Regions from separate parts of the Homo sapiens genome. Here region 1 is linked to region 2. The links are chromatin loops, found by intact Hi-C in ENCODE. Cell type or tissue: GM12878. All regions are shown on one strand. Each heading gives the region's core, and the rest is flanking DNA. Links, peaks and the distances in the headings are about the cores only.

Region 1 (15,686 bases), core at 2,697-10,696, 1.1 Mb after region 2:
TCATGATACCATTGTGCCTCATTTAAACTTTCAAACTTTTAAACTTTTCCTTTATTCTCTACCTCGGTGAGATTTCTAACCCCTTGGCATTGACTCTACCATTGCACACTTTGATTACTCAATTACTTGCTTCTATCTTGAGTTCAACTCCTATCCTGACTTTTTATTATTATTATTATTATTATTATTATTATTATTATTATTATTATACTTTAAGTTTCAGGGTACATGTGCACAATGTGCAGGATTGTTACATATGTATACATGTGCCATGTTGGTGTGCTGCACCCATTAACTCATCATTTAACATTGGGTATATCTCCTAATGCTATCCCTCCCCCCTGCCCCCAACCCACAACAGACCACACTGTGTGATGGTCCCCTTCCTGTGTCCATGTGTTCTCATTGTTCAATTCCCACCAATGAGTGAGAACATGCGGTGTTTGGTTTTTTATCCTTGAGATAGTTTGCTGAGAATGATGGCTTCCAGCTTCATCCATGTCCCTACAAAGGACATGAACTCATCCCTTTTTTATGGCTGCATAGTATTCCATGGTGTATACGTGCCACATTTTCTTAATCCAGTCTATCATTGTTGGACATTTGGGTTGGTGCCAAGTCTTTGCTATTGTGAATAGTGCCGCAATAAACATACGTGTGCATGTGTCTTTATAGCAGCATGATTTATAATCCTTTGGGTATATACCCAGTAATGGGATGGCTGGGTCAAATGGTATTTCTAGTTCTAGATCCCTGAGGAATCGCCACACTGACTTCCACAGTGGTTGAACTAGTTTACAGTCCCACCAACAGTGTAAAAGTGTTCCTATTTCTCCACATCCTCTCCAGCACCTGTTGTTTCCTGACTTTTTAATGATCACCATTCTAACTGGTGTGAGATGGTATCTCATTGCGGTTTTGATTTGCGTTTCTCTGATGACCAGTGATGATGAGCATTTTTTCATGTATCTGTTGGCTGCATAAATGTCTTCTTTGAGAAGTGTCTATTCATATCCTTCGCCCACTTTTTGATGGGTTGTTTGGTTTTTTCTTGTAAATTTGTTTGAGTTCATTGTAGATTCTGCATACTAGTCCTTTGTCAGATGAGTAGATTGCAAAAATTTTGTCCCATTCTGTAGGTTGCTTGTTCACTCTGATGGTAGTTTCTTTTGCTGTACAGAAGCTCTTTAGTTTAATTAGATCCCACTTGTCAATTTTGGCTGTTGTTGCCATTGCTTTTGGTGTTTTAAACATGAAGTCCTTGCCCATGCCTATGTCCTGAATGGTATTGCCTAGGTTTTCTTTTAGGGTTTTTATGGTCTTAGGTCTAACATTTAACTCTTTAATCCATCTTGAATTAATTTTTCTATAAGGTGTAAGGAAGGGATCCAGTTTCAGCTTTCTACATCTGGCTAGCCAGTTTTCCCAGCACCATTTATTAAACAGGGAATCCTTTTCCCATTTCTTGTTTTTGTCAGGTTTGTCAAAGATCAGATAGTTGTAGATAAGTGGCATTATTTCTGAGGGCTCTGTTCTATTCCATTGGTCTATATCTCTGTTTTGGTACCAGTACCATGCTGTTTTGGTTACTGTAGCCTTGTAGTATAGTTTGAAGTCGGGTAGCGTGATGCCTCCAGCTTTGTTCTTTTGGCTTAGGATTGACTTGGTAATGCGGGGTCTTTTTTAAAGTCCATATATATGAACTTTAAAGTAGTTTTTTCCAATTCCGTGAAGAAAGTCATGGGTAACTTGATGGGGATGGCATTGAATCTATAAATTACCTTGCCTTTGTCCATGTTTAATGGAGTTACTTGTTTTTTGCTTGTTGAATTGTTTATATTCCTTATAGATTCTGGATAATAGACCTTTTTCAGGTGCATACTTTGTGAATATTTTCTCCATTTTGTACATAGTCTTTTTACTTGCTTGATAGTTTATCTTGCTGTTCAGAAGCTCTTTAGTTTAATTAGGTCCCACTTGTCACTTTTTGTTTGGTTGTAATTGCTTTTGAGGACTTAGCCACAAATTCTTTGCCAAGTCTGATGTTGAGAAGGGCATTTCCTAAGTTTTCTTCTAGGATTTTTGTAGTTTGAGGTTTTAATCCATCTTCAGTTAATTTTTATATATGATGCTAGGTATGGGTCCAGTTTCAGTCTTCTGCATATGGCTAGCCAGTTATCCCAGCACCATTTATTGAATGGGGTGTCCTTTCCCCATTGCTTATTTTTGTCAACCGTGTTGAAGATTAGATGATTGTAGGTATGCAGCTTTATTTCTAGGTTCTTGATTATGTTCCATTGGTCTATGTGTCTTTTTTTTTTTTTTTGTATCAGTACCATGCTGTTTTCGTTACTATAGCCTTGTAGTATAGTTTGAAGTCAGGTAATGTGATGCCTCTGGCTTTGTTCTTTTTTTCTTTCTTTCTTTCTTTCTTTCTTTTTTTTTTTTTTTTTGGTTCCATATGAATTTTAGAATAGTTTTTTCTAATTTTGTAAAAAATTACATTGGTGGTTTGATAGAAATAGCATTGACTCTGTAAATTGCATTGGGCAGTATGGCCATTTTAATGATGCTGATTTTTCCAATCCATGGGCATGGAATATCTTCCATTTATTTGTGTCATCTCCGATGTCCTTTAGCAGTGTTTTGTAATTATCCTTATAGAAGTCCTTTACCTCTTTGGTTAGCTGTGTTCCTAGGTGTTTTATTCTTTAAAAAAAATCCTTAGAACATCATTAATAGGATCAAAATGTTACACTGCAAAATGTCCATGCATCAACTGTCCATGCATCAAATGACACTATGCATCAACTAGACCTAACAGACATCTATAGAACACGCCACCCAAAATCAGAATACATGTTGTTCAGGTGGGCCATAAAACAAGCCTCAGTAAATTTAAAGTGATTGAAATGGTACAAAGAATGTTCTCTGACCACAATAAGAATGAAATTAGAAATTATTAGTGGAGGGAAACTTGGAGATGTCATAAATATATGGAAATTTAAAAACATAATTTAAATATAGGATAAGGAAGAAATCACAAGGGAATTTAGAAAATACTCTGAGATAAATGAAAAGGAAAACACAAGAAAAACATGTGGAATGCAGCAAAAGCTGTGGCTAGGGGGAAGTTTATAGTTGTAAATACCTATATTTAAAAACAAGGAATATCTCAAATTAATAACAGCCATTCACATTAAGAAACTAGAAAAAAAGAGCAAACTAAATGCAAAGCAAGCAAAATAAAAGAAATATTAGAGCATAAATTAATGGAGGATAGAAAATCAGTAAATAAAATTAATAAAACTATGAATTGTTTTTTGAAATATCACAAAATTCTCAAGTCTTTTAACTACACTGGCAAGTAACAAAATACTTAAGACTCAGATGATTAAAATAGTGAAAGAGGAGACATCACTATGAATCCACAGAGGTAAAAAAAATATTTTAGAAGAGTACTATATATAAATGCCAACAAATTAGGAAACTTAGATGAAATGGACAATTTCATAAAAGGACACAAAACTGACTTAAGAAATAACATGAATAGATCTATAACAAGTAAAGAGAATAAATTACTAATAAAAACTACCCACAAAGACAAGCCCAGGCCTAGATGGCTTCCTCAGTGAATTCTACAAAATATTTAAAGAGGCACTGATACCAACACTTCACAAACTTTTTCAAGATATACAAGAGGAGAGAACTTTTCTCAGTTCATTCTGTGAGGCCAGTATTATCTTGAAACCATAACAAAAGACATCACAAGAAAACTTCAGATCAATTTTTCTTAGATATATAAATGCAGAAATCCTCAATGAAATACAAGCTAACTGAGTCCAACAACATTTTTAAAAAATCATATGGGAGAGGGAAGCAGAGCAACATGCCTGAATAGAGGCTTCCCACAATCATCCCGTCACCGCCCCCACAGGAACACCAAATTGAATAACTATCCACATGAAAAAGCACCTTCGTAAGAACCAAAAATCAGGCGACCAATCACAGTATCTGATTTTAAAATCATATTACGGAAGGAGGCACTGAAGAGGGTAGTCTCGAGTTGCCAACACCACTCCTCCCCCATCCCTCTGCAGCAGCAGGGGCCATGTGGCATAGAGGGAGAATCTGTGAGCTTTGAGGAGAGAGAGAGAACAGTGATAGTGGGACTTTGCATTTGAACTCAGTGCTGCACTGTCACAGCAGAAAGCAACACTGGACAGAACTCAGCCAACATCCACACAGGGAGTATATAGACCAGCCCTAGCCAGAGGCAAACTGTCCATTCCAGCACTGGCAACCTGAGTTCTGGCAAGCCCTGCCAAGGTGGGCTAAAGTGCTCTGGGGTTCTAAATAAACTTAAAAGGCAATCTAGGCCACAAGGACTGCAATTCCGGGGCAAGTCTTGGTGCTGTGCTGAACTCAAGGTCAGTGGATTTTAACTTGATCTAGTGAGACATCAGCCAGGGCTGTCAAGGGAGTGCTTACATCCCAGCTCCCTGACCCCAGACAGCACAGCTTGCAGCACTAGGAGAGACTCCTTTTTTTCTGCTTGAGGAGAGGAGAGGAGAGTAAAGAGAATTTAGTCTTGCAACATGGATACCAGCTCATACACAATAGGATAGGACACGAGGCAGAGTCCTGGGGCCCCCATTCCAGCCTCTACCTCCCGGATGACATTTCTAGACACACCCTGGGCCAGAATGGAACCCACTGCCTTGAAGGGAAGGACCCAGTCCTGGAAGAATTCACACCTTCTGAGAAAAGAGCACTGGGCCCCTGAATAATCAGCAGTAGTAGCCAGGCAGTACTCACCAAAGGCTTGAGTGAGACTCAGAGTTGTGTCAGTGAGTGTGACCCAGCATAATCCCGGCTGTGGTGGTTATAGGGAGAGACTCCTTCTGTTTGAGGGAAGTAAAGCAAAGAGTAAAGAGGACATTGTCTTACATCTTGGGTACCAGCTCAGCCACAGTGTGAGCACCAAGTGAGCTCTTGTGCTCCCCTGACTACAAGCCTTGCCTCTTGGACGGCATTTCTGGACCTGCCTTGGGCCAGAGGGGAGCACACTGCCCTGAAGGGAGAGACCCAGGCTGGCACCATTCACCGCAACCTGACTGAAGAGTGCTTGGACTTTGAGTGAGCATTGGTGGCAGCCTGGCAGTACTCCCTGCAGGCCTGGGGTGGTGATGGCCATGGAGAGCCTGAGGAAATGGGAGGAAAGACTAGGAAAGATTTTGTCTTGTGGCTTGAGTGTCAACTCACCCACATTAGAGTAGAGCAAGAGATAGAGTCCTAAAGTTTTGGACTCTAGGACCTGGTTCCTGGAAGGAATTTCTGGACCTAGCCAGGGCTGGGGGAAGCTCATTGCCCTGAAGGAAAGGACACAAGGCTGGCTGGATTTTCTACCTTCTGACTGAAGAGCCCTTGGTCCTTGAGTGAACATGAGTGGTGGCCAGGCAGTGGTCCCTTGCGGGCCTTCGATGAGACCAAGTGATGCGCTGCAATCGAGTCTGACTTAGTGCAGTCTTAGTAGTAGTGGCCCCAGGTATACTGGTGTCACCCCTTTCCCAGCTCCAGGCAGTTCAGCACGGAGAGAGAGAGACTCCATTTGTTTGCAGAAAAGGAAAGAGAACAAAAGCCTCTGCCTGTTAGTCTAAGGAATGCTCCCAGATCTTATACAAAACACCAAGTTGATGGTACCTCCACAAGTCTGCAAGAGCCACAGTGTTACTGGAATTGGGGTGCCCCCTAATGGAGATATGGCTGCAGTAACCAAATACTTAGATCACAATACCCAAGACCCTTTGGATGCTTAGAAATTCTTCTCAAGAAGGATGGATACAAAGAAGCCCAGACTGCAAAGACTACAATAAATACCTAAATCATCAATACCCAGACATGGATGAACATACATAAGTCAGGACCATTTAGGAACACATAACTTCACCAAACAAACTAAATAAGGCAGCAGTGACTAATCTCAGAGAGACAGAGATATGAGACCTTTCAGACACAGCATACAAAGCACTTGTTTTGATGGAGCTGAGTGAAATTCAAGATAACACAGAGACGAAATTTCAGTGGAAAGAAACAAAAAGAATCAAGCAGAAATTCTGGAAGTGAAAATTTTATTTGACATACTGAGAAATGTATCAGAGCCTCTTAGTAGCACAATTGATCAACCAGAGGGAAGAATTAGCTTAAAGACAGGCTATTTGAAAACATACAGTCAGAGGAGACAAACAAACAAACAAACAAAAAACAATAAAAAAGAAGGAAGCATGCCTACAAGACCTAGAAAATAGCCTCAAAAGGGCAATTCTAAGAGATAATGGCCCTGAAGAGGAAGTAGAGATAGAAATAGGGGAAGAAAGTTTATTCAAAGCGATAATAACAGAGAACTCCACAAACCTAGAGAAAGATATCAACATCCAAGTACAAGAAGGTTATACAAGATAAAGCAGATTTAACCCAAAGACTACCTCAAGGCATTTAATAATCAAACTACCAAAGCTCAAGGATAAAATGGACCCTAAAAGCAACAAGAGGAAAGAAACAATTCTCAGTGAAAACCTCACAGGCCTGGAGAGAGTGACATGACATATTTAACATACTGAAAGACAAAAACTTTTACCCTAGAAAATAATGTATCTGTCAAAAATATCCTTTAGGCATGAAAGAAAGAAAGACCTTCCCAGACAATCAAAAGCTGAGGGATTTCATCAACACCAGACCTGTCCTACAAGAAATGCTAAAGGGAGTACTTCAATCAGAAATAAAAGGATGTTAATGAGCAAAAGTAAATCATCTGAAGACACAAAACGCGCTGATAATAGTAAATACACAGAAAAACACAGACTTTTAGACCATTGTAATTGCAGTGTGTAAATCTATCTTAAGTAGAAAGACTAAAGGAAGAACAAATAAAAAGTAATAACTACAACAAAGTTAAAATGTAGAGTTTTTGTTACTTGTCTTTTTGTTTATGAAATCAGTAGTAAGTTGTCATCAGTTTAAAATAATGTCTTATAAGATAGTATTTGCAAGCCTCATGGTAACCTCAAATCAAAAAACATACACCACATACACACAAAAAAAGCAAGAAATTAAAACATATCACCAGAGAAAATCACCTTTACTAAAATGAAGACAGGAAAGAAGGAAGAGAAGACCACAAAGAACCAGAAAACACATAACAAAATGGCAGGAGCAAGTCCTTGCTTATCAATACTAACATTGAATGTAAATGGATGAAACTCTCCAATTAAAAGACATAGAGTTGGCTGAATGGATATACCCATAAGACCCAATACTCTTGCCTACAAAGAGCACACTTCCCCTATAAAGACACGTATAGACTGAAAATAAAGGGATGAACAAAGATATTCCATTCGAATGGAAACCCCAAAAAAAAAGAGCAGGAATAACTATACTTATATCAGGAAAAAATATATCACAAGACAAAACCTATAAAATAGAAAAGAAATGTCATTATATAGTAATAAAGGGGTAAATTCAGCAAAAGGATATAACAATTATAAATATGTAAATATAAATATGTAACCAACAATAGAGCACCCAGATATATAAAGAAAATATTACTAAAGAGTGGTAGACCACAATGCAATAATAGCTGGAGACTTCAACACCTCACTTTCAGCATTGGACAGAAAATCAACAAGGAGAGGGTTGCTGGCAAGATGGCCGAATAGGAACAGCTCTGGTCTGCAGTTCCCAGTGAGATCAACACAGAAGGTGAGTGATTTCTGCATTTCCAACTGAGGAGACACCTCCCAGTAGGGGCTGACAGGCATCTCATACAGGAGAGCTCTGGCTGGCATCTGACGGGTGCCCCTCTGGGACGAAGCTTCCAGAGGAAGGAACAGGCAGCAATCTTTGCTGGTCTGCATCCTCTGCTGGTGATACCCAGGCAAACAGGGTCTGGAGCGAACCTCCAGCAAACTCCAGCAGACCTGCAGCAGAGGGGCCTGACTGTTAGAAGGAAAAGTAACAAAGGGAAAGGAATAGTATCAGCATCAACAAAAAGGACGTCCACTCAGAGACCCCATCCAAAGGTCACTGACTTCAAAGACTAAAGGTACATAAATCCATGAACGTGGGGAGAAACAAGTGCAAAAAGGCTGAAAGTTCCAAAAACCAGAATGCCTCTTCTACAAAGAATCACAACTCCTCGCCAGCAAGGGGACAAAACTGGACAGCGAATGAGTTTGACAAGTTGACAGAATTAGGCCTCAGAAGGTGGGTAATGACAAACTCCTCTGAGCTAAAGGAGCATGTTCTCACCCAATGAAAGGAAGCTAAGAACCTTGAAAAAAGGGTAGACAAATTGCTAACTAGAATAACCAGTTTAGAGAAGAATGTAAATGACCTGATGGAGCTGAAAAACACAGCATGAGAACTTCGTGAAGCATACGCAAGTATCAATACCCAAATCAATCAAGCAGAAGAAAGAATATCAGACATTGAAGATCAACTCAATGAAATAAAGCGAGCAAACAAGTTTGGAGAAAAAAGAGTGAAAAGAAATGAACAAAGCCTCCAAGAAGTATGGGACTATGTGAAAAGACCAAACCTACGTTTGATTGGTGTACCTGAAAATGACGGGGAGAATCGAACGAAGTTGGAAAACACTCTTCATGATATTATCCAGAACTTCCCAATATAACAAGGCAGACCAACATTCAAATTCAGGAAATACAGAGAACACCACAAAGATACTCCTTGAGAAGAGCAATCCCAAGACATAATCAGATTCACCAAGGTTGAAATCAACGAAAAAATGTTAAGAGCATCTAGAGAGAAAGACCAGGTTACCCACAAAGGGAAGCCCATCAGACTAACAGTGGATCTATCAGCAGAAACCCTACAAGCCAGAAGAGAATGGGGGCCAATATTCAACATTCTTAAAGAAAGGAGTTTTCAACCCAAAATTTCATATCCAGCCAAACTAAGCCTCATAAGCAAAGGAGAAACAAAATCCTTTACAGAGAAAGAAATGCTGAGAGATTTTGTCACCAGCAGGCCTGCCCTACAATAGCTCCTGAAGGAAGCACTAAACATGGAAAGGAACAAGCGGTACCAGACACTGCAAAAACAAGCCAAATTGTAAAGACCATCTAGGCTATGAAGAAACCACATCAACTAATGGACAAAATAGCCAGCTAGCATCATAAAGACAGGATCAAATTCAGACATAACAATATTAACCTTAAATGTAAATGGGCTAAATGACCCTATTAAAAGACACAGACTGGCAAATTGGATAAAGAGTCAAGACCCATCAGCATGCTGCATTCAGGAGACCAATCTCTTGTGCAAAGACACACATAGGCTCAAAATAAAGGGATGGAGGAATATTTACCAAGCAAATGGAAAGAAAAAAAAAAAACAAGGTTTGCAATCCTAGTCTCTGATAAAACAAACTTTAAACCAACAAAGATCAAAAGAGACAAAGAAGGCCATTACATAATGGTAAAGGGATCAATTCAACAAGAAGAGCTAACTATCCTAAATATATATACACCCAATACAGGAGCACCCAGATTCATAAAGCAAGTCCTTAGAGACCTAGAAAGAGACTTAGACTCCCACACACTAATAATGGGAGACTTTAACACCCCACTGTCAATATTAGACAGATCAATGAGACAGGAGGTTAAAAAGGATATCCAGGACTTGAACTCAACTCTGGACCAAGCAGACCTAATAGACATCTATAGAACTCTGCACCCCAAATCAACAGAATATACATTCTTCTCAGCACCACATAGCACTTATTCCAAAATTGACCCATAATTGGAAGCAAAACACTCCTCAGCAAATGCAAAAGAATGGAAATCACAATAAACAGTCTCTCAGACCACAGTTCAATCAAGTTAGAACTCAGGATTAAGAAACTACTCAAAACCGCACAACTACATGGAAACTGAACAACTTGCTCCTTAATGACTACTGGGTAAATAATGAAATGAAGGCAGAAATCAAGATATTCTTTGAAACCAGTGAGAACAAAGACACAACATAGCAGAATCTCTGGGACATATTTAAAGCAGCATGTAGAGGGAAATTTATAGCACTAAATGCCTACAAGAGAAATCAGGAAAGATCTAAAATCGATGCCCTAATATAGCAATTAAAATAACTAGTTGAGAAGTAAGAGCAAACAAATTCAAAAGCTAGCAGAAGAAAAAAATAAGATCAGCAGAACTGAAGGAGATAGAGACACGAAAAACCCTTCAAAAAATCAATGAATCCAGGAGCTGTTTTTTTTAAAGATCAACAAAATAGACCACTAGCCAGACTAATATAGAAGAAAAGAGAGAATAATCAAATAGATGCAATAAAAGTGATAAAGAGGATATCACCACCGATCGCACAGAAATGCAAACTACCGTCAGAGGATACTATAAACACCTCTATGCAAATAAACTAGAAAATCTAGAAGAAATGCATAAATTCCTGGAAACATACACCCTCCCAAGGTGAAACCAGGTAGAAGTCAAATCCCTGAATAGACCAATAACAAGTCCTGAAATTGAGGCAGCAATTAATAGCCTACCAACCAAAAAATGTCCAGGGCCATACTGATTCACAGACAAATTCTACCAGAGGTACTGTAGGGGGTGCATGGCAACATATTCAACCTTATATATATGGTATTTGAGGTCGAGGTAGGGAAAAATATCACTATATGTACATTATTTGTGCATGAGAATGAAACTCCTTGACCCTGCAAACAGCACAGGGAGTGGAGTGTGTGGTGTGATAAGGAACACTGCAAACAGCCTCCTGAGAATGCGGTTTGAGTGCTTTTACAAAGCCACAGGTGTCTCAGGACCCGAACTCAAAAAAGGCATCTAGTGTATGTTTGTAGTTAATACAAGCCCTTTTAATAAATACTTGGCAGATGGATGCTGGGGCAGACTCTATTAGAAGAGCTGCCCCCAATCCCGCTCAGCTGGAATTGTCTGAGAACTCATTCTTGGTGTTCACTGCAAGCTGTAAGCTCTGCAAGGTAAAAAGAGGAGCTGGTACCATTACTTCTGAAACTATTCCAAACAATAGGAAAAGAGGGACTCCTCCCTAACTCATTTTATGAGGCCAGCATCATCCTGATACCAAAACCTGGCAGAGACACAACAAAAAAAGAAAATTTCAGGCCAATATCCCCGATGAACACTGATGCAAAAATCCTCAGTAAAATACTGGCAAACCGAATCCAGCAGCACATCAAAAAGCATATTCACCATGATCAAGTCACCACCATCGCTGGGATGCAAGGCTGGTTCAACATACACAAATCAATAAACATAATCCATCACATAAACACAACCAATGAAAAGAAACTACATGATTATCTCAATGGATGAAGAAAAGGCCTTTGACAAAATTCAACAGCCCTTCATGCTAAAAACTCTTAATAAACTAGGCACTAATGGAATGTATGTCAAAATAATAAGAGCTATTTATGACAAACGGACAGCCAATATCACAATGAATGGGCAAAAACTGGAAACATTCCCTTTGAAAACTGGCACAAGACAAGGATGTCTTCTCTCACCACTCCTATTCAACATAGTATTGGAAGTTCTGGCCAGGGCAATCAGGCAAGAGAAAGAAATAAAGGGTATTCAAATAGGAACAGAGGAAGTCAAATTGTCTCTGTTTGCAGATGACATGATTGTATATTTAGAAAACCCCATCATCTCAGCCCAAAATCTCCTTAAGCTGCTAAGCAAATAGAGCAAAGTCTCAGGATACAAAATCAATGTGCAAAATCACACGCATTCCTATACACCAATAACAGACAAATAGAGAGCCAAATCATGAGTGAACTCCCATTCACAATTGCTACAAAGAATAAAATACTTAGGAATCCAATTTACAAGGGATGTGAAGAACCTCTTCAAGGAGAACTACAAACCACTGCTGAAGGAAATAAGAGAGGACACAAACAAATGGAAAAACATTCCATACTCATGGATAGGAAGAATCAATATCATGAAAATGGCTACACTGCCCAAAGTAATTGATAGATTCAATGCTATCCCCATCAAGCTACCATTGACTTTCTTCACAGAATTGGAAAAAACTACCTTAAAGTTCACTGGAACCAAAAAAGAGCCTCCATAGCCAAGACAATCCTAAGGAAAAAGGACAAAGCTGGAGGCATCATGCTACCTGATTTCAAACTCTACTACAAGGCTACAGTAACCAAAACAGCATGGTACTGGGACCAAAACAGATATATAGACAAATGGAACAGAACAGAGGCCTCAGAAATAATGCCACATATCTACAACTATCTGATCTTTGACAAACCTGACAAAAACAAGCAATGGGGAAAGGATTCCCTATTTAATAAATGGTGTTAGGAAAACTGGCTAGCCATATGCAGAAAGCTGAAGCTGGATCCCTTCCTTACACCTTATACAAAAATTAACTCAAGGTGGATTAAAAACTTAAACATAAGACCTAAAACCATAAAAACCCTACAAGAAAACCTAGGCAATACCATTCAGGACATAGGCATGGGCAAAGACTTCATGACTAAAACATCAAAAGCAATGGTAACAAAAGCCAAAATTCACAAATAGGATCTGTTTAAACTGAAGACCTTCTGCACAGCAAAAGAAACTATTATCAGAGAGAACAGGCAACCTCCAGAATGGGAGAAAATTTTTGCAATCTATCCATCTGAGAAAGGGCTAATGTCCAGAATCTACAAAGAACTGAAACAAATTTACAAGAAAACAAACACCTCCATCAAAAAGTAGGTGAAGTATATGAACAGACTTCTCAAAAGAAGACATTTATGCAGCCAACAAACATATGAAAAAAAGCTCACCATCACTGCCCATTAGAGGAATGCAAATCAAAATCACAATGAGATACCATCTCACACCAGTTAGAATAGCAATCATTAAAATGTCAGGAAACAACAGATGCTGGAGAGAAAGTGGAGAAATAAGAATGTTTTTACTCTGTTGATGGGAGTGTAGATTAGTTCAACCATTGTGGAAGACAGTGTGGCGATTCCCCAAGCATCTAGAATTAGAAATACCATTTGACCCAGCAATCCCATTACTGGGTGTATACCCAAAGGATTTTAAATCATTCTACTATAAAGACACATGCACATGTATGTTTATTGTGACACTGTTAACAATAGAAAAGACTTGGAATCAACCCAAATGTCCATCAATGATAGACTGGGTAAAGAAATTGTGGCACATATACACCATGGAATACTATGCAGCCATAAAAAAGATGAGTTCATATACTTTGCAGGGACATGGATGAAGCTGGGAACCATCATTCTCAGCAAACTAGTACAAGAACAGAAAACCAAACACTGCATGTTCTCACTCATAAGTGGGAGTTGACCAACAAGAACACATGGACCAGGGAGGGGAACATCATACACCAGGCCTGTCAGAGGGTGGGGGGCTAGGGGAGGCATAGCATTAGGAGAAATACCTAATGTAGATGATGGGTTGATGGGTGCAGCAAACATCCATGGCACATGTATACCTGAGTAACAAACCTGCACGTTCTGCACATGTACCCCAGAACTTAAAATATAATAATAATAATAGAAAATCAACAGGAAAACATTGAACTTAATCTTCACTATAGAACGAATGGACCAAATAGATATTTACACAATATTTCATCCAATGGATACAGATTATACATTTATTTCCTCAGAACATGTATTATTATCAAGGATAGACCATATGTTAGGCCAAAAAGCAAGTCTTAAAATGTGAAAAAAAAAATCATGTATCTTCTCTGATCACAGTGAATAAAAGTAGAAATCAATAATGCAAAAAATTTGGAAACAATACAAACACATGGACGTTAATATTCTTCTGAATGACCAGTGGGTCATTAAAACAATTAAAAAGGAATCTGAAAAAACAAATGAAAATAGAAATATACCAAAACCTATTCTGTAAGATAACTCAAGAGCAGTACAAAGAGTGCAGTTTATAACTGTTAAGTGCCTATATCAAAAAAGTAGAAAAACTTCAAATAAATAACATAATGATGTAGCTTAAAGAATCAGAAAAGCAAGAGCAAATCCAATCCAGAATTAGTAGAAAAAAAGAAATAATGATCAGAGCAGAAATAAATGAAATTGAAACAAAGAAAACAATACAAAAGACCAATGAAACCAAAAGGTGGTGTTTATTTTGAAAAAATAAAATTGACAAATCTTTAGCCACACAAACTAACAAAATGATGGAGAAGACCCAAAGAAAAACAGACATGAAAAGGAGACATTACAACCCATATCACAGAAACTCAAAGAATGATTAGAGACTACTATGAGCAACTATTTGCCAATAAATTGGAAGATCTAGGAGAAAGGGACAAATTCTTAGACACATACAGCCTACCAAGATTGAACTATGAAGAAATCTAAAACCTGAGCATGTCAATAACAAGTAACAAGGTCAAAGCCATAATAAAGGGTCTCCAAACCAAGAAAAGCACAGGACTCGATGTATTCAGTGCTGGATTCAACTTAACATTTAAGGAACTAGTAATAGTCCTACTCAAAGTGTTTCAAAAAGTAGGAGGGAATACTTTCAGATTCATTCTATGAGGCCATTTTTACCCTGATATCCAAACCAGACAAAGAAACATTAAAAAAAAAAAAAAACTACTGTCCGATATCTGTAATAAACCATGATGCAAAAATCCTCAACAAAATGCTTGCAAACCAAATTCAACAAAACATTAAAAAGATTATTCATCATGACTGGAAGTTATCACAGCTATTCAAGAATGGATCAACTTATGCAAATCAATCAATGTGATTTATTATATCAACAGAATGAAAGACAAAATCTATATAGTCATTTCAATTGACGCTGAAAAAGCATTTGGTAAGATTAAATATCCTTTATGACAAAAGAAAAATCACTCTGAAAAAACTGGGGATAGAAAGAACCTACCTTTTCTCTCAAGCCTTGCCAGCATCTATTGGTTTTTGACTTTTTAGTAATAGCCATTCTGAGTGGTCTGAGATGGTATCTTATTGTGGTTTTTATTTGCACTTCTCTGAATATTTGTGATGCTGAGCATTTTTTCATATCTCTGTTAGCCACTTTTATTCCTTCTTTTGAGAAGTGTCTGTTCATGTCCTTTGCCCATTTATTTATCAATGAGGTTATTTGTTCATTGCTTGTTGATTTAAATTCCCTATAGATTCTGGATATTAGATCTTTGTCAAATGCCTCATTTGTGAATGTTTTCTCCCTTTCTATAAGGTTATCTACTTGCTCTGTTTATAATTTCTTTCACCTATACACTGTTGGTGAGAATGTAAATTAGTCCAGCCACCATGGAAAGCTGTTTGGATACTTCTCACAGAACTTAAAACATGGCTACCATTTGACACAGCAATCCCTTTACTGGGTACATACCCAAAAGAAATCATTCTACCAAAATTTCACATGCACTCATACATTCATTGCTGTGATATTCACAGTAACAAAGACATGAAATCAATCCAGGTGCTCATCAATGGTAGAATGAATAAGGAAAATGTGGTACATATACATGGGATACTATGCAGCCATATAAAAGAATGAGATCATGTACTTTGCAGCAACATGAATGGAGCTAGGGCCCATAGTCCTAAGCAAGTT
Region 2 (15,686 bases), core at 4,118-12,117:
ACTACATGTAACATGAAAGTGTGTTGGAATCAGATGCAAAGAGAAAAGCAGAGATGAATGGCTACCGGTAGGTAGTTTAACACATTTTTTTTTCCAGCAGGCAATATAAATATGCTAAGATGAAAGGCACTTGTCATCACCAATCTAATGGGCTCAACTGGGACAAGTGATTGCATTTTTCTTCTCAAATGGTGGGCTACATAACAAGAATTTAGCATTAGACAGGTATGCCAGTGTTGCTGCTAGTGGAAAGTGCACCAATATACATGCTACTCCAGGATAAGGTTGGCAGATATGCTTTGGTCAAACACTGGCATGCACAAGGGACGAACAAACAAACGTAGACAGCCGTCATATCTTGCCATCAAGAACAAGATTTAAGAAAAGACCTGTGGCCGTGGTCATGTATGATGTAGCTCAATCACCCCAGAAACAGAAGATGTTATTAAAAGTATAAGCTGATTCCAGTTTGGCTCTGGCAGAGTGAGGGCAGAAGAGAGGACAACATGTTGGAGGGGAAGCCAGAGAGTTAACCAGAGATTAAATCCTGTTGGCTCTTACCGGACAAGGACTGGGCTTTTACTCTGAGTGAGATCAGAAGCCATTGCTGGGCTGGGACCGGAGGAGATACACAGCTCACAAAACACATCAATACAGAGAATTCAAACTTCTGAAAAACATATTGGATGAAGAAATGAAGTCCAAATTAAAATGAGGAAGTCCAGTCAGATGACGAACTTGAACACAAAGAGCAAGCCATTGAGCACTAGTTGGCCACAGATGTGGATTTAAGTTTTCTAGCTGCCAAAATGTAAAGAGGGAAACACGATCCTCTGCAGGACTCAACAGTATCCCTGAGATCGAATCTGACAAACTGCTCAGAAGGGGCACCTATGCTTTTCCCTGAGATGAATGTCTCCCATCGTCAGATGTCAGATTCTGGATCTATTTTGACAAGAGAGCTCAAAGGATTTCTTCACAGATGGAAATGAGGGGTGAGTAAAACAGTGGCGTGAAGGATCACCCTCAAGTCTATAGCATGAACAATTGGAAGGATAAGAGTGGCCTTAACTGTGAGGGGTGGGGCGAGGGGGGACGCTGCAGTGGGAGGAGGTTTCTAGGGGAAGATGGGAGAGTTCGATTTTTGACTTGTTAATTTGGGTTGACTCTCAGGCAATTTTCTCAGCGAATTAGAAAGGAAGGTCAGAGGCTGAATGTGAGGAGTCGGGAGGCAGTGTTGGAGGCTTGCAGAGAGAAAATAAGTTGTGAAATAGAAGGGTGAACGGAGACGAAGGCTTGAGAGAAATGAGTAGTTGGAAGATTTGGACTACAAACCTGGCAGAAAGATGTTTTGGTTTAAATGGATAGGGACCCTGGGTGTTTCCAGATCAGACAATGTTCATTCTTTATGATCCAGCCAGAAAACTGTGGCTTTTGCTAGCCTTTCCCACCTCTGAACACAGGTTTCCCCTTGCTGGTGAGGGTGGCGTGGAGAGATCCGAGTGAGGAAATAAGTTGTCAGTGTTTACGCTTATTTCTTCAGTCATGCTGAAGAGGCGGATAGGCCTAATACATAATAGGATAGAACACAATCCACCCGGACTTCCGCCTTATGCACAACTGCACTTTCAGTTTTGCTCAGAGAGATAGAGCTCACACAATTAGGTAATTGGGCCCAAATCTGAAAGTGAGAAACAGGCCAGAAAGGACACTCAGAGGATGAAAAGGGAAACCAGTAAGCCCCACTGTTTTATACACCGTTGTCATCATGGTTTTAACTTCATGCTGAGACATAGAATTCCTTAAACTATCACAGCCCTGGTCACTTGTGCCAATTCTACAAGGCCTCCAAAACCGCATAGGAGATACTGCACCGTGGGCCCATTCCAAACACTTATTCAGAATTAAAATTCCACTGGCTTTCCATTGATAGCACTAGAGGTCTGTCTGTGACACGCTGCTCCATTACAGCAAAGCAAAGCCCCATAATGACCTAATCCAGAAGGATAAGATCCCAGGACCCATAGAACAAGGAGGCCAGAGGGAAGGCAGGCCACAAAGAAGAAGGAAACCAGACTTCCCCATCCCTCTGGGCTCCTGGGGGGGTCAGTGGAAAAAGGCCTTTAACCTAAGTGCTCAAGGCCCTAACCTAACAGCTTTTGTTTTTCACGCTGGAGCGCTGGCACTTCCTGACCCCGCTTAGTCCTTCTATTAGAATTTTGTACTCTGATGCTAGTTTTCAGAGTATAGGAGCAACTGCAGGGAATGAAGCAGCAGACCTATCAATATTTTGTGGTGATCTAAGTCTCTGTTAATAAGCCTGAGACAAGGCAAAACCAGGAAGAAGCCTTGACCCTTATCAAGGTCATCAAAGCCATACAGGACCCTTCCTAATGTCTTCAACTGTCATTTTTGAAAGAAGCCGAGTCTGACCACCAAGTATAAATGGGTATAACATCCACCGCATTTCTTTGTCATATTGTTACAGGAAAGGGGTCTTGATCCAGACCCCAAGAGAGGGTTCTTGGATCTCGCGCAAGAAATAATTCAGGGCGAGTTCACAGTGCAAAGCAAAAGCAAGTTTATTGAGAAAGCACAGTGGTGAAAGGGCAGCTACTCCATAGACAGAGTAGGACGTTCCCAAAAGTAAGAGGAGGAATGCGTCCACCCTAGGTACAATGCTTGTTATATGAGGAGATGTGCTCTGCTACAAGGGTTTGTGATAGAGGATTAATTTTCTTAATTACTATGTTTTGCAAGAATCAGTGTTGTTATCTTTAAGGCAAAATTAGGAATGCCTTTCTTCTCCAGATATCGGAATATCTGGACACTCCCAAGTCTGGGTCTGTTTAGTAAACGTTATTAATTTGTTCCCTTAACCGTAAACATCTAGAGGCTGGGAATACCTAACTTTCTGGGAATGCAGCCCAGCAAGCCTCAGCTTCATTTTCCTAGCCCTCACTCGGAATGGAGTCGCTCTGGTTCAAACGCCTCTGACAATATCACCCCGTTTTATTTTCTATCACTTACCACTATCTGAAATTAAGTAGATAATTTGTTTACTCTCTGTCCCCACCCACTAGAATGAGAACGCGGCCCTTGCATCCTTACGTGTGTCTGGCATATAAGGGGTGCTCAATGATTATTTGTTTCATGGATGAACAGATTTATGGATGGCTGGGTGGATGACGATCTTAGAAGGGGTTCCAGGGCTAGCTGGCTTTCTGTTTCTCCCACTCAAGCACCCAAGCCCTGACCCACAAAGTAAAGGAACAGGCGAAACTTCTCGCCAAATAGCTTCAAGGCAGAAACTACGCAGCTGGCTTGGGAATTCCGTACAACGCGAACGCGCATGCACAGGCAGGACTGAGCGTGTCCATCTTCGCATTACTCCCGGAGATGACTCTCGGAAACGGTCCGAGGACTAACGTCTTTCTCTTCCTCGCCCTCATTCCTCCCAGTAACGTCCGCTACAAAAGAAACCGTGCACAAAATAAACTCGGGCGGCGGGTAGAAAGGAGACAGCCGAATTCCCTACACCCATGATCAACACGCCCACACCTCCCATCAGGCACGGCGCTCCCGCCTCCCCGAAGAGGCGGTGGAACGTGGTGGTGGGGGGGGTGCTGGGGGAGGGCTGGCGGGGGGAGGGCCGGGGGAAGGAGCGGGGCGGGAACGTCCTTCTGCTACTGCTATGGCTTCCGGGGCAGCACTTCGGCAGACCGCCCGCCTCCCAGTTGCAAATCGACTTCCGGGGCACCCCCACCGGCTGCCCGGTGGGTTCTCTGCTCGAACTTCTGGCGCTTTTCCCTTCCCGTTTATCTTGTTCAGGTCCCTCAGTGGACTGCTCCAGATCTAAAGAGCAGAAATTGGGCCGCAAAGAGAACGTCCTCCCAGACTTTCTCCGTCGCGGTGAAATTATGCCCGTTTGGTGGCAGTATGTATTCACAGATGCGTGCAGCTCTGCTCTTACCCCGCCCTTCGCGTTTAGAAAAAAAGCGCCGTTCCTCAGAGTCAAAACAAAGTTTCTTTCCGCTGTAGAGGCACAGCTTTTAGGGTGGCCTACTAACTCCCGCTTTTTCTTTTCTGAAATCTCTGTGCCAATCTGATGGACAGAAGAGCGACAAAAAATATTTTTAACGTGAGATTCTTTGTTGACTAGCCTGCTTGTAAACTTTCTGACATATGCCTTTTTTTTTTTTTTTTTTTCCATAGGGCTGTGAACCCCTGATATCTGAGAGGTGTCTCAGTCAATTTAGAAAGTTTATTTTGCCAACGTTAAGGACCCGCCCATGACAGCCTCAGGAGGTCCTGACGACACGTGCCCAAGGTGGTCAGGGCACAGCCTGCTTCCATACATTTTAGTGAGACATGAAACATCAATCATTTTATGTAAGATGTAAAGTGGTTCGGTCGGGGAAGGATCTTGTGCTGTGAGAGGATTTGACCTTGGCGTGTGTAATGGTAGATGAGAGCTACAAAATTACAAGTGGCTGAAGACAGTTTACAGGAAATGGTCATAGCTGCCCCTCTCTTTTTTCCCCTCTTAGGAAGTTATTGTTTAGGATCCGAATTCTAATTTGGAGATGCATTCTACAGTGTCTTCTCCATTGCTTTTCCTCCCCAAATTAATCTTGTTGTTTTGTGTGTGCATCTGCGTGAAGAGCTGTACTGTTGTTTTCATAGATACATGAGAGACTGTTTCCTGACCTCCAAAGGGAAAGGGCATTTTGCTCTTCCCAGCAGAAAGGCACCCCTGGGTGACTTGGAGCCCAGTGGGAGTGTCTGGGGGTGTTGACCCCCGTGACAACCAGCAGCCCTACAGGGAACCTACAACAAAATAGTTTTAAAAAGCTCATCCAGGAAATGCCTATTAGAGCTGATCACTTTGCTTTGACCCTCCCATAGGTGCTAGACCTCCAGAGAGAGAAAATGAGACACATAAGGTGGAAATTACTCTGTGGTGACACACTGTGGAGTCCTGCCCACAACCCGGATACTTGGACCCACTCCACTGAAACCTTAGGCCACAGCTAAGTTCCTTCCTTCAAAAAATAAATCTAAGAAAGAGGAAAAACAGGAATGACCTCCTTTCAGGCACTCTGTTGGTTTTATGGCGCCTCTTCTTGCGAATGTTTGTGTAAAATTGACATACTGTGGTCCTTTTCTGCACAATTACGGCAAGGAAAATTCAGATCGCAAAGGTCCACCTGTGAGTATAAAGTTCCTAAGTTCTCTGTGTATGGCTCTGCTTTCTTTTTTGCCTGCATTAAGTCTGCTGTTACATTTCTACTGAGATAAAATCCACCATTTGCATCCATCCATTTCATTTTGTTATTGTTTTTGTAAACCAATGAGTTTGTATTAATATCTCATGACTAGAGTTCTGAAGTAAAAGCTATAGGATTTTTGGTTGTGTGGCAGGGCAGGTCTCACAGCTGAACAGGGAGGCCTCCTTAACAACTGTTTCAGCACTGACTGGTTAAATATTAAAAGCTGAAAGAGCCAGTGCCCTTATACAAAGGCTGGGATTTAACAAAAGCCCACCAAGAATTTTGCCTATGTCCTCCTGGGCCTTGAAGCATGACAAGATAAAGGAATTCTTAACAGGACCCCTTTGGGATTAAACAAGTTTTTATTGGAGGTCTGAAGAAACTCCCCAGACCTCCACAAACAAGTTTTACTGGTGGTCTAAAGGAACTTCTAAAACCTCTATGGATTTACAGCAGACAAGATAAGGGTAATCACCCCAAGCACCTGGACCCATCTAGATTAAGTAAATTTACTGAGGCTCCAGAGGAAGGTCTTCAAAACTGAGAACTTAGTTGTAGATTAAAAGAAGTTAATAACTTATGTCTTTAGATGAATGCAAAGTTATATGTAAACATATAGCTTAAAAGGTATATAAGCTTTGGAAAACTTTGTAATTTTGAGTTGGTCTGACGACAGTCTCTCCACAGGGAGAAGGCCTCGAAAATATTGGCAGACCAAGTAAAAATTACAAAGTTTTCTGAGCTTATATAAACTCTCTTCTTTCCCAGTTCATCTGCATCTCATTACCGGGTAGCAGGAATAAGTAGGCTGACCCTCAGTTTGGACCGGGAACAGCTGTGTAAGTGTGTATGTGTGTGTTTATATGTATGTACACGTATTTTGTTGTGTTTTGGGCCACAAGGTACCACACTGGCTTAACAAGTACTCATAAATTAATTAGCCCAAATGCTTTTCATCTTTATATGACTTAAGTAAAATCTGTCATATGCTTGCTTAAAAATTATTGGTAAACTAATAACAGAAATTTCTTAAAAATTGCCAGCATACATTTTTGCATTTATTAATCAAGCAATTTCATACTTATCAAAATGTGGCACATATACACCATGGAATACCATGCAACCATAAAAAATGATGAGTTCATGTCCTTTGTAGGGACATGGATGAAATTGGAAATCATCATTCTCAGTAAACTATCGCAAGGACAAAAAACCAAACACCGCATGTTCTCACTCATAGATGGGAATTGAACAATGAGAACACATGGACACAGGAAGGGGAACATCACACTCTGGGGACTGTTGTGGGGTGGGGGAAGGGGGGAGGGGGGAGGGACAGCATTAGGAGATATACCTAATGCTAAATGACGAGTTAATGGGTGCAGCACACCAGCATGGCACATGTATACACATATGTAACTAACCTGCACATTGTGCACATGTACCCTGAACCTTTAATAATTAAAAAAAAAATTTGGCATGCGGGTTACAAAACTATAAATCCGGCAAAAACAGAATTTTTGCTTGTATAATTTTTGATAAAAAAATTAATATTGGATTAATGAAAATCGCTAAATATCCAATTATTCAGTAAAATAACCATATATTTAATCTTAAGGCTTTTACTTAGGTAAACACCTGAAATTCACAGGCTATAAAATGGTTGAAAAGGAAATAAAATGACTATCGCAGTTTCATAAATAATCTAGGTAAACTATTAGAAAAAGTAGGTAAATGTAATGAGATAAATGCTTTTAGACAAAACTTGTTATAATTTAGATTCTGAAGTTATAGTAAGATAAGTTATGACATTAACTGGGTATTTTTCAATTTAAAAAATATGGAAAGCTAATCAGAAACTCGAATGCAACCAGTGTGTCTTTATCTACCTATGACCTTCCTAGTCACCTCACCAATTCAAGTTGTCCCACCTTTAGAGACCGAACCAGTATACATCTTACATATTGATGTTTCATGTCTCCCTAAAATGTATGGAAGCAGGCTGTGCCCTGACCACCTTGGGCACGTGTCGTCAGGACCTCCTCAGGCTGTCATGGGCGCGTCCTTAACGTTGGCAAAATAAACTTTCTAAATTGACTGAGACACCTCTCAGATATCAGGGGTTCACAGCCCTATGGAAAAAAAAAAAAAAAAAAAGGCATATGTCAGAAAGTTTACAAGCAGGCTAGTCAACAAAGAATCTCACGTTAAAAATATTTTTTGTCGCTCTTCTGTCCATCAGATTGGCACAGAGATTTCAGAAAAGAAAAAGCGGGAGTTAGTAGGCCACCCTAAAAGCTGTGCCTCTACAGCGGAAAGAAACTTTGTTTTGACTCTGAGGAACGGCGCTTTTTTTCTAAACGCGAAGGGCGGGGTAAGAGCAGAGCTGCACGCATCTGTGAATACATACTGCCACCAAACGGGCATAATTTCACCGCGACGGAGAAAGTCTGGGAGGACGTTCTCTTTGCGGCCCAATTTCTGCTCTTTAGATCTGGAGCAGTCCACTGAGGGACCTGAACAAGATAAACGGGAAGGGAAAAGCGCCAGAAGTTCGAGCAGAGAACCCACCGGGCAGCCGGTGGGGGTGCCCCGGAAGTCGATTTGCAACTGGGAGGCGGGCGGTCTGCCGAAGTGCTGCCCCGGAAGCCATAGCAGTAGCAGAAGGACGTTCCCGCCCCGCTCCTTCCCCCGGCCCTCCCCCCGCCAGCCCTCCCCCAGCACCCCCCCCACCACCACGTTCCACCGCCTCTTCGGGGAGGCGGGAGCGCCGTGCCTGATGGGAGGTGTGGGCGTGTTGATCATGGGTGTAGGGAATTCGGCTGTCTCCTTTCTACCCGCCGCCCGAGTTTATTTTGTGCACGGTTTCTTTTGTAGCGGACGTTACTGGGAGGAATGAGGGCGAGGAAGAGAAAGACGTTAGTCCTCGGACCGTTTCCGAGAGTCATCTCCGGGAGTAATGCGAAGATGGACACGCTCAGTCCTGCCTGTGCATGCGCGTTCGCGTTGTACGGAATTCCCAAGCCAGCTGCGTAGTTTCTGCCTTGAAGCTATTTGGCGAGAAGTTTCGCCTGTTCCTTTACTTTGTGGGTCAGGGCTTGGGTGCTTGAGTGGGAGAAACAGAAAGCCAGCTAGCCCTGGAACCCCTTCTAAGATCGTCATCCACCCAGCCATCCATAAATCTGTTCATCCATGAAACAAATAATCATTGAGCACCCCTTATATGCCAGACACACGTAAGGATGCAAGGGCCGCGTTCTCATTCTAGTGGGTGGGGACAGAGAGTAAACAAATTATCTACTTAATTTCAGATAGTGGTAAGTGATAGAAAATAAAACGGGGTGATATTGTCAGAGGCGTTTGAACCAGAGCGACTCCATTCCGAGTGAGGGCTAGGAAAATGAAGCTGAGGCTTGCTGGGCTGCATTCCCAGAAAGTTAGGTATTCCCAGCCTCTAGATGTTTACGGTTAAGGGAACAAATTAATAACGTTTACTAAACAGACCCAGACTTGGGAGTGTCCAGATATTCCGATATCTGGAGAAGAAAGGCATTCCTAATTTTGCCTTAAAGATAACAACACTGATTCTTGCAAAACATAGTAATTAAGAAAATTAATCCTCTATCACAAACCCTTGTAGCAGAGCACATCTCCTCATATAACAAGCATTGTACCTAGGGTGGACGCATTCCTCCTCTTACTTTTGGGAACGTCCTACTCTGTCTATGGAGTAGCTGCCCTTTCACCACTGTGCTTTCTCAATAAACTTGCTTTTGCTTTGCACTGTGAACTCGCCCTGAATTATTTCTTGCGCGAGATCCAAGAACCCTCTCTTGGGGTCTGGATCAAGACCCCTTTCCTGTAACAATATGACAAAGAAATGCGGTGGATGTTATACCCATTTATACTTGGTGGTCAGACTCGGCTTCTTTCAAAAATGACAGTTGAAGACATTAGGAAGGGTCCTGTATGGCTTTGATGACCTTGATAAGGGTCAAGGCTTCTTCCTGGTTTTGCCTTGTCTCAGGCTTATTAACAGAGACTTAGATCACCACAAAATATTGATAGGTCTGCTGCTTCATTCCCTGCAGTTGCTCCTATACTCTGAAAACTAGCATCAGAGTACAAAATTCTAATAGAAGGACTAAGCGGGGTCAGGAAGTGCCAGCGCTCCAGCGTGAAAAACAAAAGCTGTTAGGTTAGGGCCTTGAGCACTTAGGTTAAAGGCCTTTTTCCACTGACCCCCCCAGGAGCCCAGAGGGATGGGGAAGTCTGGTTTCCTTCTTCTTTGTGGCCTGCCTTCCCTCTGGCCTCCTTGTTCTATGGGTCCTGGGATCTTATCCTTCTGGATTAGGTCATTATGGGGCTTTGCTTTGCTGTAATGGAGCAGCGTGTCACAGACAGACCTCTAGTGCTATCAATGGAAAGCCAGTGGAATTTTAATTCTGAATAAGTGTTTGGAATGGGCCCACGGTGCAGTATCTCCTATGCGGTTTTGGAGGCCTTGTAGAATTGGCACAAGTGACCAGGGCTGTGATAGTTTAAGGAATTCTATGTCTCAGCATGAAGTTAAAACCATGATGACAACGGTGTATAAAACAGTGGGGCTTACTGGTTTCCCTTTTCATCCTCTGAGTGTCCTTTCTGGCCTGTTTCTCACTTTCAGATTTGGGCCCAATTACCTAATTGTGTGAGCTCTATCTCTCTGAGCAAAACTGAAAGTGCAGTTGTGCATAAGGCGGAAGTCCGGGTGGATTGTGTTCTATCCTATTATGTATTAGGCCTATCCGCCTCTTCAGCATGACTGAAGAAATAAGCGTAAACACTGACAACTTATTTCCTCACTCGGATCTCTCCACGCCACCCTCACCAGCAAGGGGAAACCTGTGTTCAGAGGTGGGAAAGGCTAGCAAAAGCCACAGTTTTCTGGCTGGATCATAAAGAATGAACATTGTCTGATCTGGAAACACCCAGGGTCCCTATCCATTTAAACCAAAACATCTTTCTGCCAGGTTTGTAGTCCAAATCTTCCAACTACTCATTTCTCTCAAGCCTTCGTCTCCGTTCACCCTTCTATTTCACAACTTATTTTCTCTCTGCAAGCCTCCAACACTGCCTCCCGACTCCTCACATTCAGCCTCTGACCTTCCTTTCTAATTCGCTGAGAAAATTGCCTGAGAGTCAACCCAAATTAACAAGTCAAAAATCGAACTCTCCCATCTTCCCCTAGAAACCTCCTCCCACTGCAGCGTCCCCCCTCGCCCCACCCCTCACAGTTAAGGCCACTCTTATCCTTCCAATTGTTCATGCTATAGACTTGAGGGTGATCCTTCACGCCACTGTTTTACTCACCCCTCATTTCCATCTGTGAAGAAATCCTTTGAGCTCTCTTGTCAAAATAGATCCAGAATCTGACATCTGACGATGGGAGACATTCATCTCAGGGAAAAGCATAGGTGCCCCTTCTGAGCAGTTTGTCAGATTCGATCTCAGGGATACTGTTGAGTCCTGCAGAGGATCGTGTTTCCCTCTTTACATTTTGGCAGCTAGAAAACTTAAATCCACATCTGTGGCCAACTAGTGCTCAATGGCTTGCTCTTTGTGTTCAAGTTCGTCATCTGACTGGACTTCCTCATTTTAATTTGGACTTCATTTCTTCATCCAATATGTTTTTCAGAAGTTTGAATTCTCTGTATTGATGTGTTTTGTGAGCTGTGTATCTCCTCCGGTCCCAGCCCAGCAATGGCTTCTGATCTCACTCAGAGTAAAAGCCCAGTCCTTGTCCGGTAAGAGCCAACAGGATTTAATCTCTGGTTAACTCTCTGGCTTCCCCTCCAACATGTTGTCCTCTCTTCTGCCCTCACTCTGCCAGAGCCAAACTGGAATCAGCTTATACTTTTAATAACATCTTCTGTTTCTGGGGTGATTGAGCTACATCATACATGACCACGGCCACAGGTCTTTTCTTAAATCTTGTTCTTGATGGCAAGATATGACGGCTGTCTACGTTTGTTTGTTCGTCCCTTGTGCATGCCAGTGTTTGACCAAAGCATATCTGCCAACCTTATCCTGGAGTAGCATGTATATTGGTGCACTTTCCACTAGCAGCAACACTGGCATACCTGTCTAATGCTAAATTCTTGTTATGTAGCCCACCATTTGAGAAGAAAAATGCAATCACTTGTCCCAGTTGAGCCCATTAGATTGGTGATGACAAGTGCCTTCAATCCTAGCACATCCATATTCTCTGCCGGAAAAAGAAGCTGTGAGGTTATCTACTGAGTCTTTTCACAAAAATGATTATCTTTGTTTATTTTCATCTTACATGTCTTGTATTAATGAGAATCTGTGAAACTTTTCTTGCATCTTTCTCTAGCCTGATCAGCTTGACTCAACCCTCTCAATTTTTGCCTTCTTATTTATTTATATCCAGAGCAAGTCCTAGTAGGCACCAACTACTGTATCAAAAACAAAGAGGTCATTTGACTTATAAATACTTTCTTCTCCACCCTTTTACTACCTGGGAAGTGTCTCCTATTCAGTTTAGCAATACGTGTATGTAAATAGTTTTATATCACATCCTGGCTTTAAATCACTTCAGGTATGTTTCTTTCTCATTTTCTGTCCTTTAGCTTTGTTATTCAAGACAAGCCTGATTTATCAGCCTAATCAGTCAAGGTACAGCTTATCTTTGCCTTGCCCTCCATCATCATTAAACTCGTTCTGGAATTTAGCTGCATGTCTCCTGATTCACATGTGGTGTAGATTTCACTTTGTATTGGAATTACCTTGGAATTTTTTTTCTGAAATATGTGGCTCATGAACTTGAAGTACTTGAGCATCTTGCTTTTATTCTAAATTCTTCTTTTAGTTTGGGCGATCCATCTCACACCTTAGCTCTGGGCAAGAACTAATATGCATCTCTCTACAACATTCCAAATTACTACCCAGTTTGCAAAAAGAATAAAAAAGGTGAACTCAGACAAAGGTTTTCTAAGTGACTCAGCAGCAATACTTTGGGGAGGTTTTGTTTTGGACTGAATTTTTATATTCCATCAACATTTATATGCTAAAATCTAATTCTCAGTCTAACGGCATTTGTAGGTGGAGTCTTTGGGAGGTAAATTTAGGTCATGAGGGTGGCATGCTCTCTCTCTTTCAACCATGTGAGTATACAATGAGAAATCAGCACTCTGCAACCTGAAAGAGGATCTTCATCAAAACACTGGTCTTGGACTTCTAGCCTCCAGAACTGTGAGAAATAAATGTCTGTTTCTTATAAACCACCCACTTTGCTTTGTTATAGCAGCCTGAACTGTCTAATACAGGCCTGCAGGTCAATGACCATACATTTGGTCACTGCAGCCTAAAGAAGTTTTAACAGATGAAGAACGAGGTTATACTAAAAAATGTAGGCTGCCTTATTTCAGCCTGTTAAGTTTGCCATCTCCTATGTTCTAGGCATCTGAGTGAAGAGTCTGTCTCAGTATCCTGAGTCCCAGGTCCTAGAAGATGTGTTCCTTCCCCAGGGTATTCCCTATGTGGAAACTGTGATCATTATGTTCTGCTTAGAGGAAAGCTGAGGTGAACATGGGCAAAACCCAGGCCCATGTGTAGAACAGCTCAACTAAAAACTCCAGAGTCTCCCAAGAAGGCCTTTCATAGAAGTCAAGCAGATCAGCAATATGTCAGTAAGTGTTCTATTCATCTAGGCTGGAAAGGTCACACATAGGTTTTATGTGTTGGACACAAAACTAATGGCAGCCACACTAAATAAGATCCACAAGGACATGCTTGTGATATGTATTTCTGGTGAAAGGACTACCTAAGTAGCCTGAGGGATTATTGTATGTCATAACAATGCTGAATATCACTGAGACACAATAATTTGGGATTTTCTATTTGATGTGATTTGACAGGCACTTTTGTATTAACTGTAAAGTGACATGCCTTGCTCTATTCCAGAATTAATGATATTTGAGATGTGGAGATTAATTAAACCCATAAGTTAAACATAAAAGTTTATATTATTGGAATTTTGGAGAGGTCCCTGAAAATGTAATATCTCTCTTATTTCACTCCCATGCAATATTTCAAGACCTCCATCTCTATTCTCCCAATGAAGTCTCAGGAGTATTTATTGAAGTTTCATTAGGGCTTTCACACATACTTAAGAGAGAGATGCATTAGCACTCCCATACATGGTTAAGTAGCTCACTTTGTCAAAACACTCTCATCTGCTACCTGGTGCACCCATCATTTGTACAAATTCAGTTGTATTTCTCCCTAGAGGTCAAACAGTGCAAGGACCGTGCCCTTAAACAGATCCAGGCTTTTGTCCAAAATTTCCTCCAGCTGAAATTCAGATTATCTTCTTCTGGTTTATAGATCTATAACCATCTAATTCCACATAAAACTGATTTTACTCTGAAATTTTTCCTGAACTTTGGTGTGAAATCTGTCCCTTGGTAGCATCTATTTACTGAACCTGCAGTATAGCTATTGGGTCAGGTTTGAAGTCACTCCATTTTCCCCACAACACACCTCTGTTATGGTTTGAATGTGTCCCCAAAATTGTATGTGTTATACCTTAATCTTCAATGTGGCAGTATGGAAAGATAGGGCCTTTAAGAAGTGTTTGGGTTATGAGGGCTTTGCCCTTATGTATGGATCAATCCATTCATGGATTAATGGATTAATGGATCGTCATGGCAGTGGACCTGGTAGCTTTATAAGAAGAGGATGAGAGACCTGAGCAAGCACACTCAGCCCTCTCACCATGTGATGTTTTTCTGGAGTTCCTTATGCCCTTTATTAATGCTACCTCAGGACTCTGCAGAGAGTCCCCACCAGCAAGAAGGCCCTCACCAGATACAGCCCCCAAACTTGGACTTCTCAGCCTCTATAATTGTAGGAGATAAATTCCTTCTCTTTATAAATTATCCAGTTTCAGGCATTCTTTGATAGGCAACAGAAAACAAACTAATACACCCTCTTCCCCATAGGAGCCAAAACCAGGGGCCAAGATGTTGCTGGAGGTCTTCTCTTGGTTACTTATCCCCAGGCCATTCTGCTCTTCCTCATATGACACAGTTCAGAGTTCCCTCATCACCTTAGCTACGGCCCTGAAATAGCTCCAGCCTCATGGTGTCCTCTCTAAAATGTGATGATCGGCTCTGAGCACCATACTCCTTTTTTGCTATGACAGGTAAGAAGCAGAGTGGGCCTATTGGCCACTTTCTTCCTGGATTCTGAATTGCTATTTATGCAGCCCCATCACAAGGCTAACACACACTGGCTCCACTAATTGGGAACTGATTTAGGAAATGTTCATTTAATTGGAAAAACATTTTATGTACCCTGGGAAGGTCACACTTTACCCAGCCTGTTCATTTCTCTGCTCAAATCATTATCATACTGAGCAGAAGAATTTCCAGTACTATTCAGCTTTCATGAATTATAGAATGTTTGAGATGGAAGATGTTTGAGGAAACAGAGATTCAGGGAAATGAATTTGTCTGCCTAAGGTCACCCAGGGAGTTCGTGGCTGAGCATACCCTAGGACTCAGATTCCTTGAAGCCCAGGCCAGACTCTTTGGGGCCTCAAAGAAGTCAGCCCCAGATGACTCTTCTACAGCTCTTATTCAGGGCACACCTTAAGAGTGGAAACAGAAAATCCCTAAAGCTGCCAAATATTTCTGTCTTGACCTGATACCTTCCCCATACCTTGAACGCTACTGCCTGACTTCTTGAGGAGCCAAACCATGAGAGAAACTCAGAGTGCATTAATAAAGGGCTTAAGTAACCATAGGAAAACATAAGCCTGTGCCAGAAATGCTGCCACCAGGAAATTTAAATCTCTGCAGGACTTATGGTACTTGATTGGCTCCATGCTCTGTGGGCTGATGCCAAGCCCAAGAACCAAGGTAACTAATTCTTAGGGAAGTCCAAGTAGACACCAGAAGAGGAAACCAAACCCTCATGGTAAATAAAAATCATTACCAGAATATTGTTTCCTTGACACAGCCTCTGACAGCCATGAGTGGCTCTCCACATCTCTTAAACTGTGACAGGTGGCAGTAACCCAAAAAAGCTCAGACAATGGTCCCAAAAGTAGCATCCCCTTGGGTTTTCATCCATTTTCTGAGTGTGTCAAGTTCCTACTGGACTTAACTTAAATCTACAACTAGGGAAGAGAATGAGTGCCATGAGCAAGAGAACAAGTAGGAAGGGGTAAAGCAGGGAAAAGACATATGGAGGTACAGCTGAGACTAATGTCTTGAGCAAAAAATATTTGTGTTCCCTTCTAGTCCTATTCATGCTTGACCACCCTTCCAAATTCCACCCCAATGAACTTAGAGTCTCAAAAACCGCATAAAAAATTCCAGGTTCAGACACTGAAGCAAGGAAAGG

Evidence for each region. A loop is a pair of places that touch in the nucleus more often than their neighbours do. Peaks named below come from ENCODE experiments on the same cell type or tissue, not always from the same donor. Only the 100,000 strongest peaks of a DNase experiment are listed, where the experiment ranks them.
Region 1: a loop joins it to region 2, with 10 times the contacts of the local background. A loop is called at or near these places in 1 of 110 quality-filtered maps.

What each region holds. Positions count from the first base shown.
Region 1 is chrX:75,029,179-75,044,864 of GRCh38, reverse strand. No RefSeq gene overlaps it. Among named protein-coding and RNA genes, the nearest start is that of NEXMIF, 110 kb to the right of the region's middle. In GM12878, for the core only: a CTCF peak has its summit at 5,749 (motif pointing left); a DNase peak (open chromatin) is centred at 5,694.
Region 2 is chrX:76,137,679-76,153,364 of GRCh38, reverse strand. No RefSeq gene overlaps it. Among named protein-coding and RNA genes, the nearest start is that of PBDC1, 28 kb to the left of the region's middle. RefSeq lists enhancers at 4,384-4,918, 7,242-8,061. In GM12878, for the core only: no CTCF peak of the experiment used is centred there; DNase peaks (open chromatin) are centred at 4,444, 4,844 and 7,204; H3K4me3 peaks cover 742 bases; H3K27ac peaks cover 1,697 bases.